2 separate regions of the Mus musculus genome follow, and region 2 is linked to region 1. A link is a loop called in an ENCODE intact Hi-C map of the cell type or tissue named here. Cell type or tissue: left cerebral cortex. All regions are shown on one strand. Each heading gives the region's core, and the rest is flanking DNA. Links, peaks and the distances in the headings are about the cores only.

What was found. Hi-C counts contacts between places; a loop is a spot of excess contacts. Peaks named below come from ENCODE experiments on the same cell type or tissue, not always from the same donor. Only the 100,000 strongest peaks of a DNase experiment are listed, where the experiment ranks them.
Region 2: it touches region 1 in a loop (2.6-fold over the local background); 9 of 42 quality-filtered maps call a loop at or near these places.

What each region holds. Positions count from the first base shown.
Region 1 is chr2:93,059,648-93,067,190 of GRCm38, reverse strand. No RefSeq gene overlaps it. Among named protein-coding and RNA genes, the nearest start is that of Prdm11, 17 kb to the right of the region's middle. In left cerebral cortex, for the core only: a CTCF peak has its summit at 3,653 (motif pointing right); a DNase peak (open chromatin) is centred at 3,680.
Region 2 is chr2:92,967,758-92,975,300 of GRCm38, reverse strand. It overlaps Prdm11 (PR domain containing 11), which reads left to right. Exons shown (of 8, transcript NM_001368848.1): 7 at 1-51; 8 at 1,119-7,543. The coding sequence ends at 3,283. Among named protein-coding and RNA genes, the nearest start is that of Gm13791, 52 kb to the right of the region's middle. In left cerebral cortex, for the core only: no CTCF peak of the experiment used is centred there; a DNase peak (open chromatin) is centred at 3,529.

The sequences.
Region 1 (7,543 bases), core at 1,131-6,130:
AGTAAACTGAGTCTTAGATATCACAGGCTAGCTCCAATCTACCTCCAGCCCAAGACCTCAGCCCAGAGAAAGAATAAACATAACCCAGAAAAGAAGGGACATTGATGAGAAGGGACCCTACAGCCAGACCAGAAACCTAGGGACACAGAGTAAGCAAGACAGCGGGTGTGGCCAAAGACACTCATGGGTCAGGGTTTTTGTTGCCACCTGAGGCCGACTCAGACCAGATTTTGGGTTGGGTCCTTGGGACAGTGCCACTCTCTAAGCAGCCCTCCTCCAGGGGACCCTCAGGCCTGGCTCCTCCCCTGTACTCTCATCCTTCATGGCCCCAAGTCCCATGTGCTGGTCTGTGCAGGTGCTACAGTGAAGCTCAAAGGGAGGCTTACAGTTGAGCAGTTATTTTCTGTCACCATGGGGACTAGAAGACAAGTCAAGGCAATGGTTTGATGACTGAACAGATCCACTACTTTGTTCTCTCATGGGGCCATCTTGCAATGTCCTCAGGAGCTATAATGGGAACAGCTCTCTGGTCACGTTTCAGATTAACAAACATCAATTTCAGACCTCTATTCTCACTATCTAACTCACCCTGGAAGGCCCCACCTCCTGACTCCATCACATCAGTGAGTAGGAGCCAATGTATTAGCCAGACTACAGCATCCCATGGCTTCCTGAGGCCACCCAGCCTACAACCACCTCAGGACCCAATTAGTGCAAACCTTGTTTTTCAGAGGAGAGATGCTTCTTTGAGGCCACCGAGCATCACTTATTGGGACACCAGGCCTCAGAGGTTGGGACTGTGGGTGCCTCTGACTCTACTATGTGTCTCTCTAGTTAGGACACCATCAGAGCTGGAGAAAACTGGCTCTCCTGATCCAGATTCCCTGAAGGACAGCCCTTCTAGACAAAGACATGGCCTAGCCTACTATCTAGGGGCCATGTTGAGAAATGTCAGGACAAAGCGCCCTTCTCTGGTATCCCTCTCCATGGGGCAGACAAACGGGGTGGAGTTGGGGGATCAGGAGCTCACAGCCTTCACCAGAAAGTCCTTTATTCTGGTATACACAGTCTCTGAACCCCCTCCAAAGTGCCTGGCATTAACCCCCCCACCCCCAGAGTTTAGGGTGAACTTGATAGAGGTCTCTCCCCGAGTCAAGTGTATATGGGATTATCCCCTTTCATAGGTCTTTCCACGCTCTCTTGAAGGTGTCCTGGAACTGGGTGGCCTCCTCTGGAACTGCACAAACTAGAAAAGTTACCTGTGCCCCATAGGCCTCAGGCTCACTTCAGTCCTGCTGACCTTGGCCCAAGGTTGGCTGTGTCCACAGACTTGTAGGACTCTGTCTCCCTCCATGTGCCACTTTCAGGCAGCCACCCACCTTGGAGACCCCCAACCAGCTAAGGGCTCTCACCTGGAGAGGCTCACCAGGGTCTCAGAAGCCATGGTGTGATGCCTAAATATCACCAAGGTGGTACTGCACACAGAGGAACATATCTGGAAAGGATGGACACACTAGCCCAGAAAATGGCAGAGTGGCAGATGCCAGGCCCTGGCTCAGAAGCTCCCAGGTTTGGGGGTGGCCATCACTACCTCATCTGCATGACCATGACCTCGAACAGTCTGCATGCTACTTTCTATGACAGAGGATAGTTTTAGCTGAGAGAGTCCATCTATCTCAGATGTAAAAGAAAACTTGCTACAGACAGAGATGCTCTTTAAAACCCCATGGGGCACACCAACAAGGTTTATGGGACAAAGGGGAGGCTGCAGTAGGTGTCTGCCTTTTAGAACATACCCACTTGCTGCTGATGGGTGGATAGGATGGGATGCTGAATCTGTTGGGCTTACCAGCTGGCTGTCCAACTCTGTTTAGTGTCAGTCCTCTATGATCTTAATAGAAGTCGTGGACTGTGTGCAAGTTCCCCTCCTGTGGAGGCTCCAGGTAGTTGCCGGTTCCTAATAGCTGCTCAGTAAACAAAAGCTAAGTTTGAGTTTGAATCTTGCTTGATGGGGGCAGATATGCAGCAGATTTTCAGCTGGGGTGGCTCTTTGAGTCATTAAAATGTTAGAATGTGTCAGGGTGCACCAGAATTCTGAGTGCTTCCCACTTCCCTGGTATATGTAGTATGCCTCCCCACTGTCTCTATATCCTGCAAGTGCTCCCCACCACTCCACGGCCTGTGAGTGCTCCCCATTGCTCTTAAATACTGAGTGTTCCTCATCACCCTATGAGTGTTCTCCATTGCATCTGTGCCCTGCAAGTGTTCCCCACTGCCCTGGTAACCCCCACCTCTTATGTGGGACCCTCTCACCTTCCACAATCCAGCACCTCGGGTACTGTGATCCGGAAGTGTAACCAGCACTGTTTGTGGGCACCAGGCTAGGATCTTTTCTTTCTGCTGCTCTCAGGAGCCTCTGGGATTCCATTTTCAACAGTCAATTCTTGAGCTCACACCCACTGCTCCATGAAAGGATGATGGAGGAGCCAGCGTGCGCCTCCTGCTCTTCTCCATTCACATTTTCTGCAAGTCCATGGCCCTCTCATTCAGACTTGGGCTTATGGCCTGGGGCTGGAATCTGAGGAGGTTTCACCCTTGCCGTGAGTCCCCACCCATGAGATGATATGCGTGCTTGCACAGGGCAGGAAGGAGTCTGGTTATAGAAAGTCCACCACAGTGGCTGTCTTTGAACACCCTAGGCCATGGGCCTGCCTGTGGTGAGTGGAGACTCTCCACACAATGCTCTCTCACTTTCTCCCAAAGCACTTGTTAGCACCGAGAGAAGATAAGCATTCTCACTGCAGGCCACCGGCCTGGAGTGTAAGGTTCCTTTAAAGTCTTGATTCTGTCTCAAAAATAGACCCAGGTCCTGCTTTGGATGCTTTCTAGTCCAAAGTCTTGCTGCTTTATTCAAGCCTTAAAATAGCACCTCGAGACCCTATTACCCACTACGCTGCTGCTCCAGAAAGACGGGGTCATCAATGGCTTCATCTACAGTGCAGGCTGGCAGCAGGGCCCACACTCAGGACGATGAAGGCTTCTCACCATAGTCTGAGAGGCAGTTTTAATCGGTTTCCAAGAAAGATTAGGTTTCGTGGAATCAGACTGGAAATGCGGCAGTATTACAGAGTTAAAACTGTGCCCACAGCCTTAGCAGAATAGACGTCTCTAAGTCTGGATGCCAACCCAGACCCGAATGGGATTGCCTGGAAACTGGAAAGGAGGAAAGTGTTAGGACATGGATTTGGTATGTAGTTCTGGATAACCTGGAACTCTCTTTGTGGACCAGGCTGACCTTGAACTCATAGAGACCCGCCTGCCTCTCCCTCTCCAGTGCTGGTCTTGAAGACATGTGTCATCATGCAGGGTCCTAAGAAGAATGTTGAGGATTTTCTTCTACCCATCTTCAGAGAGACCAGGCTGCAGAAAGACCCTAAAAGCTATACATACATACATACATACACACACACACACACACACACACACACATCACACCACACATATGCTGGGTCTTAGGCATCTGACTAGATGTCCCCTGGTCTGTTGGTCATGGTGTCCAGGAGGATAGACTATGCTGGGCTGGACACTGGCATAGCTTCCTCACCTGAAGTATATATACACTGGGTACCCTGGGCTTGGGGGCTGCTGTCCCCATAGTTGTAATAGTGTTCCATTTGCCCACCAGAGGGCAGCAAAGCATCCAAACAAGCGGTTTGCGTATTCATCCATCCATCCATCCATCCATCCATCCATCCATCCATCCATCCATCCATTCATTTGTGTGTGTGTGTGTGTGTGTGTGTGTGTGTGTGTGTGTGTGTATGCAAGTGTGTATCTATGCCTCTGTGTGTATGCATACCACTGAATTTGTGTGGAGATTAGAGAACAATTTATAGTAATCAATTCTCTCTGCCATGTAGATTTCAGGGATCAAACGCAGAGGCTTAGTCCCAAGCACCTTTCCCCATCGAATCATCTTGCCAACCCAGTGCTTTGTATTTTGACATAGGCTCTCACTAAGTCTCCCAGGATTGCTCTGAACTCATTCTACAGCTCAGACAGGTCTTGGATGTGAGATCCTAGCCCTTCAGCCTCCTGAGTAGCTGATAGCTGCAGTTCTAGGTCTGGCGCCTGAGGAATTTTTTAAAATCGCAGTAGTCAGTAAAGTAATGAGAGTGTAGGGAGCCTGAGGGGTGAGGATGCAGAGGACTATGAACCATGGCTGCAGGTGCATTATGATTTAGCTCCAGGTCCAGTGACAGCAAGTTGGTTTAACTGACCTAAACTCCCGTCTTGATAAATAACTGCACACTTTGAACGAGATTTTTATACTGTTTGAATGTATCAGAGAGAAAATGAAAGTATCAAAAGAGTCAAAAATTGGAGTGGTGTTGAGCAGGGGACTGAGGAAACAGCGCTGTTTAAGAAGCACATCGCTGGTGTCTCCCCTGACACAGGTCCCTGGCCTGGGCAGGGCGGGGCTCAAGGAACACAGCATAGAACACGGAGAGCAAACAGACCATGAGGGAAAATTGCAGAAGGGATGGAACCAGGAAAACAGAATCTAAACTACAAAATCCACAGCTGACCTCAGAGAGGCGGAGGCAGCTAGCAAGCGAGCATCGAGTATCGAGAGCAGGAGAGGGAAAGACAGAGAAAGATTTTGGTGGCCACCGATCAAGAGAAAACAGCTCAGGGCTGGGGTCAGGCTGAACTCACTGATTGCTATAACAAATGTCAACACTTCATCAGAAGAGAAGACCGAGAGAATAACAACATAGTAACAAGGTTGAGAGACAAAGACCTTAGAATCAGCACCACGCTTACAGGAGATAGTGCGCATGCGCTTAAAGACTCAGAGGAAACTAGTTCTCAATGAATGACCAAACAAAAACAGTAGAAAAGTGAGAGTCCTAAAGAATAGCTAAAAACAATCTAGACAAGTACACTGCCACATAAAACAAAAACTCACGCTGTACACGAGAGTGGACAGGATCTGGCCAAAACGCGAACCTGAAGCTCAGAACACAGGGCTGGAGCAGGGCGATCTGAAGGCGGGGAAATTGGAAATAACTGGAACAGCGGCTCAAACAACTGTGGGACTGGATCAATTGGCCTAACATATATATTAAAGTTGGAGAAGAGAGAAAATGGACACTAGCGAAGAAAACTATTTTTGGAAAACTATTAGGTAAATGTTCTGAACATGCTTAAAAAATATTGTGTGGCCCAACACATTCCCTGGACGCTAAGGTGTATTCTCCAAAGGCAATAGCTGGGCTGGGCGCAATGCACACAGGAATACGATGGAGTGAGACATCTTAAAAGCATCAGATTCAATCATCTTAAATCAGGCAGTAGCTACTAATGAAGAGCATACTGTGAAGACCAATTTACTGGGGGCTAGAGAGATGGCTCAGGAGTTAAAAGCACTGACTGCTCTTCTGAGGGTCCCAAGTTCAAATCCCAGCAACCACATGGTGGCTCACAACCATCAGTAATGAGATCTGAGGCCCTCTTCTGGTGTGTCTGAAGACAGCTACAGTGTTCTCACATATAATAATAAATAAGTCTTTAAAAAAATGAATAAAGGGCTGGTGAGATGGCTCAGCATGTAAGAGCAACCAACTGCTCTTCCGAAGGTCCTGAGTTCAAATCCCAGCAACCACATGGTGGCTCACAACCATCTGTAACAAGATCTGACTCCCTCTTCTGGTGTGTCTGAAGACAGCTACAGTGTACTTACATATAATAAATAAATAAATCTTTTTAAAAAATGAATAAATGTTCAAAATTCAGTGTTAAAAAGACCAATTTATCAAAATGTGCAATTATGAATGTATACTTTCCTCTATAACTTTGATTTACATGACAATAAACCTGATAAATATAAAAATCAAAATCTACCAAATCTGTAATAAACCTGTATCTCTTTGTTTCTTTTCTGTTGCTGGGATATAATGGTCTAATAAAAGCAACTTAAAGGAGAGAAGGCTAGTTTTGGCTCACAGTTCAAGGTATATCACAGTAGGGGAAATCAAGACAAGAGGGGCTTGGGCCAGCTGGTCACACATCTCAAGTCAGGGTGGAGAAAGTGATGAATACGTGTTGCTGCCCAGCTCCCTTTCTCCAGGATCTCAGCCAGGGAATGGTGCCACCCACAGTGGGCAAGTCTTCCCAGCTCAACTTATGTAATCAATCAAGATTGTCCTTCACAAGGATGCCCAGATGTCCATCTTCCATGTGATTCTAGATTTTCTTTCAAGTTGACAATTAATACTGATCATTACAACCACCTTCTCAGAAATGATAGAACAGATCAAGGAGGAGCTAAAATTCAGAAGATCTGAACTGTGCTACACAGTGTTCATCTAGCTGTCATGTACAGACTATCATATATATGACTACACTAGATTATTGTGCATATGTGTTCATATGTATAGAACTTTTTTTTCTGAGACAGGGTTTCTCTGGGTAGCCCTGGCTGTCCTGGTACTTGCTCTATAGACCACCTGCCTCTGACTCCAGAGTGCCAGAATTAAAAGCATGTTTCATCACCATATAGACAGTTCTTACTCCTATTTAAGTAGTCTTAATTTTTTATTGAAATCTTATAAGCTATGTTTTCTGTCAGTAATAATTTAAATGAAACTGCCTTATACTACTAATGAATAATCAGAAGCTTAAGTAAATAAATCATTTATTAAAAAGAAAAACTAATATATGCATACAGAATGTTGAATTTTAGAATTGTTGAAAATTTTTAACATGAACTATTATTTTACATAAAATTATTTTGTCTGCCTAACCATTTACCAAAGGTATTTTTAGATAGTCCATATTAGTAGTTTGCATATTGTGCCATTGTTTATACTTCTTTATCTTGAAATTATTTAAAAAGTTTATCACAAAACAAAAAATTAAATATTCATATTTCAATAACATAAGAAATCTAGAAAATTCCACAGCCATGTGGAAATGAAACAACATACCTCTAAATGGTGTACCAGTCAAAGAAACAATCAAAGAGATGATTATAAAATCTCTGAGGCTGTACAATAAGGTCAGGACAACATTCAAAAATGTGAGAGAAGCCGCTAAAATGGAGCTCAGGACTTTCAGCCTTGGGATGAGAGGAGAGACACCCAACCTGTCCTCCTGTGTGGCAGTAGCCCCACCACACTGTTACAGATGATGGTCTGACTCAGGATCTTCCGATATTACAATGTTGCTAAGGCAGCAGGACCTCAGTGGAAATCACACTCTGAGTCAGGATTCTGTAACTTAGCCTGGCTAGCCCTGTAGGAGGTAGAACACCCCTGATAGCAGTGAGCCACAGCTCCAGTCAGTCATGTGATTATGAAGGGGATCAACCCACACTGTGCAGCCAGCAATTTTGCATATTGATAATCAATAATTTGTAGGCCATGCTCCAACTCTTTATTATAAAACAGACTGTGTCAGAAAATCTTGCCCAACTAGAGGCCAATGTGTTCTAAGCATGTGTAAGGTAGGGTGAGCTTATTAGCAGACAAGACAGATG
Region 2 (7,543 bases), core at 1,295-6,294, 92 kb after region 1:
CCCTTCTGCCACCACAGGTGCTTGAGCTCCCAGAGTTCTCAGATCCTGCAGGTAAGTTCCTCAGGATGAGGTTGCTGTTAAAGGGAAGAGTGTGCAGTGCCACTCGTGCGCACTGTGTGGAGGGTGGCCCAGAGCGCTCTGCTCTGTCACAACCACCTGCCAGGAGACCAGAGGAATGCAACTCAGCAGAGGCAGCCCCCTCTTGGGGTGGGAGCCCAGTCCCTCAGGTGACAGAGGCAGGCTGGCTTGAAGATCGGGGGAGGGAGGGCATTGCATGTGCCAACCTGTATATCCTCCTTGTCAATAAAATATGTCCCATTTGCAGGAGGGCTGTGTGCTGTGTTCTTGACCTGGTGTTTTCTCTTGGGGGCGGGGCCCACTGTTGTCTCCCCTGACCCAACTTCTCTTCCCCCAGTCTCTGCTGGGAGCTTTTACAGCTCCCCAAACTCAGGCCAGGAGCACAGCCTCGTCCACTTCTTCCAGACTCTGTCCCACCCACATGGTGCTCTGTTCCCAGCCTGGAGTTCTAGAAGGATGAGGAACCAGAGAACCTGGGGCCGACAGCTGTGTGACTGTCCTTTTTTGCTGGCTGCCTGGATCTCTTCAAGTTGTTGGACCAAGGAAGAACTGTGGTTTGATTCTGTGCAGATTTGCAGCTAAGCCTGGCTGTTTCCCTCAGGTTTCCCTTCTCAGCCACCCTCAGAATGGGTTGGGGTGGACGTAAAAACCACATTTTGCCTCAATATCGAGGCTGCCCGCAGTTAAGAGCCACATGCTCACCCTGACCATAGCGGTGGGCATTCCAGAGCCAGGTCCTCCAGTGTAACCTGAATGTGTGACATCAAACATTCTGCCTCTTCTAAAACATTCCACCCCAGAAGCACCCACAAATCAAAACTGAGCTCAGGTGCAGGCAGCATGGAGCATAGTGAGTAGCGTCCAAGAACACCATGGGCAACTCATGGGGAGGTAACCTCACTGTGGAGAGTAGAGTTACCCTTGACTCAACTCCAGGCTGGGCTTCCATCTCTGTGGGGCCCGCTCTCCCTCAGAGGCCCTTGCTGAGTCTGTGCTGTCAACAGCCCACGCGAACTTCTCCTTCCCCTCTTATTTTCCAGCCTCAGAGAGTATGGTCTCCGGCCCCGCCATCATGGAGGACGATGACCAGGAAGTGGATTCTGCAGATGAATCTGTCTCCAACGACGTGATGACGGCAACCGATGAACCCTCCAAGATGTCCTCTGCCACAGGACGCCGCATCCGGCGCTTCAAGCAGGAGTGGCTGAAAAAGTTCTGGTTCCTACGGTACTCCCCGACCCTGAATGAGATGTGGTGTCACGTGTGCCGCCAGTACACGGTTCAGTCCTCACGCACTTCCGCTTTCATCATCGGCTCCAAGCAGTTTAAGATCCACACCATCAAGCTGCACAGCCAGAGCAACCTGCACAAGAAATGCCTGCAGCTGTACAAACTGCGCATGCACCCGGAGAAGACTGAGGAGATGTGCCGCAACATGACCCTGCTCTTCAACACCGCCTACCACCTGGCGCTGGAGGGGAGGCCCTACCTCGACTTCCGGCCCCTGGCAGAGCTGCTGCGGAAGTGCGAGCTCAAGGTGGTGGACCAGTATATGAATGAGGGGGACTGCCAGATCCTTATCCATCACATCGCCCGGGCACTGAGAGAAGACCTGGTGGAGCGCATCCGTCAGTCGCCCTGCCTCAGCATCATCCTGGATGGGCAGAGTGACGACCTTCTGGCTGACACAGTGGCCGTCTATGTGCAGTATACCAGCAGTGATGGACCCCCAGCCACAGAATTCCTATCCCTGCAGGAGCTAGGCTTCTCCAGCACAGAAAGCTATCTCCAAGCACTCGACCGGGCCTTTGCTGCTCTGGGCATCCGCTTACAGGACGAGAAGCCAACTGTGGGCCTGGGAGTGGATGGGGCCAACATCACCGCCAGCTTGCGCGCCAGCATGTTCATGACCATCCGCAAGACGCTTCCGTGGCTGCTGTGCTTGCCCTTCATGGTGCACCGGCCCCACCTGGAGATCCTGGATGCCATCAGTGGGAAAGAGCTGCCCTGCCTAGAGGAGCTGGAGAACAACTTGAAACAGCTCCTCAGTTTCTACCGCTACTCACCACGCCTCATGTGTGAGCTGCGCTCCACGGCCTCCACCCTGTGCGAGGAGACCGAATTCCTGGGGGACATCCGTGCCGTGAGGTGGATCATTGGTGAGCAGAATGTCTTGAACGCCCTTATCAAGGACTACCTGGAAGTGGTGGCTCACCTGAAGGATGTCAGCAGCCAGACACAGCGGGCTGACGCCTCAGCCATAGCCCTGGCCCTGCTGCAGTTCCTCATGGACTACCAATCCATGAAGCTCATCTACTTCCTCCTGGACGTGATCGCTGTGCTGTCACGCCTGGCCTACATCTTCCAGGGCGAGTACCTCCTGGTGTCACAGGTGGATGACAAGATCGAGGAGGCAATCCAGGAGATCAGCCGGCTTGCGGACTCCCCGGGAGAGTACCTGCAGGAATTCGAGGAGAATTTCCGAGAGAGTTTCAATGGGATCGCCGTGAAGAACCTCAGGGTGGCAGAAGCCAAGTTCCAGTCCATCAGAGAGAAGATCTGCCAGAAGACACAGGTCATTCTGGCTCAGAGGTTTGACTCCCGAAGCCGGGTCTTTGTGAAGGCCTGCCAGGTGTTCGACTTAGCGGCCTGGCCCAGGAACAGCGAGGAGCTCCTGAGCTTTGGCAAGGAGGACATGGTTCAGATCTTCGACCACCTGGAAGCCATTCCTGCCTTCTCCCGGGATGTGTGCCGCGAAGGGACGGACCCCCGGGGGAGCCTGCTGATGGAGTGGAGAGACCTCAAGGCTGATTACTACACCAAAAATGGCTTCAAAGACCTCCTCAGCCACATCTGCAAGTACAAGCAGAGGTTTCCGCTCTTGAACAAGATCATTCAGGTCCTTAAAGTTCTCCCCACCTCCACAGCCTGCTGCGAGAAAGGCCGGAGCGCCCTCCAGCGGGTCCGCAAAAACCACCGCTCCCGCCTGACCCTGGAGCAGCTCAGTGACCTGTTGACAATTGCTGTGAACGGACCGCCCATCGCCAACTTTGATGCCAAGCGAGCCCTGGACAGCTGGTTTGAGGAGAAGTCTGGCAATAGCTACACACTGTCAGCCGAGGTCCTCAGTAGGATGTCTGCCTTGGAGCAGAAGCCCATGCTGCATGTGGTGGACCATGGCTCTGAGTTCTACCCAGACATGTAGGGGGCCTGAGCTCCAGAGGCCACAAAGCCGGTGAATATTTTTTTAATCTATACTCATAAGCTTTGATATATTATATAAATATATATTATATTATATATACATATATATATATATATAAACCTACACTGAAATTTTTTTAAAGACTAAGTTAATTATGTCCACCAGAAGCCACTGGCAGCTTTCAGAAAGGAGCAATGTTGGCAACTGACTCTTGTCTCCGCACTTGGCAGCTGCAGCCTCCACGGCAACTCATCCTCACTTACACGAGCGTGTTCTGGGGCCACACGTGTTCCCACCAAACAGTCAAAGCGGCATAAGCTAAATGATGATTCTCTTGTCACTTTTAGGTGGCTTCTTCTGTTTCTGTTCTCATGTGTTGGTAGAGGGCTGGGGGTTGGGTGCCTGCCTTCTCCTTTTTTGGTATGGTTTTGTGGCGGGGGCGGGGGGGGGGGTGAACTTTGTGGTCTCCTCATTGGCATCCTGGTCCAGTTACATTACATCTGGGTTTCCATGAGGGTGAATTGGATTTCTGGACTAGACTATCTGGTCTTTCTCCCCTCACCTGACTTCAGCTTGGGAGATCTTTCTTTGTTCATTTTCTGATTGATTCCTTCCCTTGTCCCACCGTCAAATGGTCAAATGCATCAACCTCCCTCCGCTGTGAGCCAGCTGCGTTCCCCTCCACCACCACCCCCCCCCCATGTCGCCGCTCCCCTGTGTCACCTCTGCCAACCCTAGGTTGTCAGTTCCCTTCTTCAGGCCTCTGGAGTTTAAAGATATGAGCTGTTACACTGAACGTAATTTTTTTTTTCACATACGAGCTTGAAACTTGGGGGTGGAGGGAGGGTAAGCTTTATGCCTCCCCCTTTCCAGCCGCTGGAGGATAAAGTATATACTTCCATTCATATCTTGGGCTGTTGGGGAGACAATGAGCCACGAGATCTAAACTCCCAACAGGACCATGATTCTTTTGGCTAAATACAGGTAAAATGAAAAGTGTATATTCAACTTTCACATTGTTTTCATCTTTATAATTATGGGATGTGTTGTGGGATTTGTGTTTCTTTTCATAACCAAGGAGCAGCTGTTTTGTAGTTCAAGGGCAGAGCAATCAACGAAAGTCATGCCCTGGGCTACCCAGAACTCAGAGAGTGCCTAGAGAGGTTTTTCCTTTTGCAAAAGGCTGATAATGTGTTCCTCAGCCTTGCAGGAAGGTCACAGGACACCAGGCAGTGCTTCTCTGCCTGTGAACTCTTCTTATTTTGAGTAGAGTTGAGATGTCCTATAGAATAGGAGAAAACAGGAAATGAGGTGGGATTCTCAAGGTACAAGCATGTATACATACCTACACACACACACACACACACACACACACACACCACATGCACATACATGCACACACACCACATGCACACATACACACACAACACATGCACATACATGCACACACATGCACACACACCACTCACACACATACCACATGCACATACATGCACACACACCACATGCACACACACACACACACCACATGCACATACATGCACACACACCACACACACTTTGCAACTACATATAAGCTTTAGAAATGCCTCTCGCCTCCCCCCATAGCGGGGAAGAGAGTGGTTTAAACTAGAGGAGTCTGACCAATGTTCATTTATCTACCAGTATACCTCGCAAAGAGTTTTCAGAAATGTGCATGAGCTGTTAAAAACTTCTCTCTAATTTCCACATCTGATCTGTGTAGTCTGTGCAGATCTCAGAATGTGGATACAGGGTTGTCTTGGGGAAGGGAGGAAGGTCTGAAGGACCTGCCCATGGTCAGTTCTGCAGAGAACTGTCCCTCTCCTTCAGTGGAGTATTGGGGGTTCAACCACAAGGAAAGGCCCCCGTACCCTCAACCTCCCTGGTGGGGCCTGCAGCTATGGTAGCTTCCTTCCTTCTGGGTCTGTCTCACCTCTGAGGCCTAACAGAAATGTCATTAACACTGAACACGTTGCTACCCTTTCCTGGTTCTGCAGTCTGTCCGTCCTCCCTCAGAGCCTCCCTTTGCCTCCATGGTCTTGGTGCTAAGATAAATTTAGAATCATTGCTGCTAGCCAATAGCTTTTCATGATATAAATATTATATATATATATTATATATTATTTTTGAAATGTTTTTGTTTTCAACAGTGATGTAGCATGTTAAAACAAGAAACAAAACTGAACAAACGAAAATCTGGGTCTTTCCAACTGTCCCACTGCCAGGTCTCTTAATGCTGCCTTCTTCAACAAGTTGATACACCCCACCTGGTGACTTTCACCCCTCATCTCACTCTGGTCCCCATCTTAACCCCTCACCCTCTGAGCAGGGAGAGTTAGCAGGAACTAGGTAGGAAAACTCAAAGCCCCTTGCAGAGGCCTGGGAATCCCCCAGCCTCAGCACCCTTGCCCACGCTGAGTTTGTGTCTCTCTTCAGCTGCCCCTCCTACCCCGGCCCAAGCCTAGCTGGAGCCACACGGGCAGCTGTTGCGAAGCACAAGGTCTCCACTTGCCTCGCTCCTGCCTCAGGACCCCATCTCCTCACAGACACAGACTTTGGTCTGGGACAATTTTATTGAAAATTGAATAGGCCGAGGTGGGTTCAGAGTAGGGATGGGTGGCAAGGCTGGTCTCTCATGGGCAGCCTGTAGGCATAAACCGTGGCCTGGGCCCTTCCTTCTTGCCAACAGTTGCCTTACATCTGTCCTTCCCAGTGCATGGGGCTCCCTCACCCAGGAAGGGAGCTCTCCCAGATGGTCCTAAGCCAGACATGTAAAACCAGGACTGACCGTTCCCTCCCAAGGAGCTATAGCTGAGTGAACTCAGGTCCTCATCCATAGAGACAGGTTCTGCCAGGCCAAGCCATTGTTACCTGAGTCTCCTCAAGATACCCAGGATCAGTGGACCTGTCTTGAGGCCTAGAAGAATGAGCTGTTCTGGCAGTATCATGTGGCTTCAGAGTCACCCATTCCTTGGTCCTCTGTCTCCTCAACCCCACCTCTGTCCTCTGCTGCAATGACCTCTGCCTCAGAGCCACTGAGAAGCTGAGCTCTACACGTGTCTTCTGCTCAGTCTCCGAAACTCTGGGTGCTGGTGACTGTGCAGCCAAGCAGGGCTGTGACAGATGCACCATGGGCCACTTTGCCTCGGGATATTGAATGACTAAGGGACACTGAGGTTGAACCCCTTGTAGTCAGCTTGGATGTTCCCTGGGAGGGTCAGGGCTTCTGCCCAGTGAGTTCCATTTGTGATGCCCTGTGATTTCAGACCTGTTCTTATCCTCCTCTTGGAGAAGGGCTTGGGTCTGCCCACCCTTCATGTCTGGCCCGAGAACCATATGCCTGGCTCACCCCATATCTTGGCTGGGTTAACAGACTGTGGGAAGGTAGGGCTTAGAGTGTATATGCAGTCATTTCTGATGGGACAGGGACTGTAATTCAGTCTCTGGAGTAGAACTGGTAGTCACGGGCATAGAATGAAATGTATCTGAGGGGCTGAGACTTATTCTCTCTGGGCTGGTAGTGGCTTTCATTGGTTCACGTTGGTGAGAGTAAGAAGTGAGGCAGTGTTGAAGACTGAGGCTTGTGGCCATTGTGCCAAATGGGTACCTTGCTGAAACACAGGGTTACAGTGTGCCCCCCCCCCCAGCAAAGGAAAACAATGACCACTGAGACAGGTGGACCACTCAGCTGCGTGGGCAGCTCCTGCCCAGTTAGAATCCCTCCAGAGACATCAGAGTGCGGGCATCAGAGGTGCCAGAGCTATTGTTTTATAATGTCTGCTTGTGGCATCTCCAGCTGCCTTACCCCCTCCTCACTGGGGAAGGAGAGTGCACTCAGCTCCGGGACTCTGTGTAGTTAAGTTCTGCCTGGAGCCCTGAATCTGAGGTCCCAGAGCTTCTGCCCTCTGCTCTGGCTGTGTGTTCCCAGCCTGCGTTGTTTTGCTGAGGTTTCTGTTTGACTTGTTCAAGTCAGATCTTTGATTTTGAGCAAGGACCTTGGAGTGACTTGAAGCACCTTTTAAATGCCTTTCATTTGTGTGAAGGGGGAGGGGATGGGGGAAGGTGTGGAGAGGGTGGGTGTGGCCGAAGAGAGGAAGAAATGGACTTTAAGATGTTACCCAGCCTGAGCTGGCGGTCCTTTGCTGCCCACCTGGAGCCAGGTGATGGGGGCCAGGAGATGCCGGATGGGTTGAAGTCTTCTAGAACACTCCTTTGTTTTTTCATTTCTGCCCCCTTGGA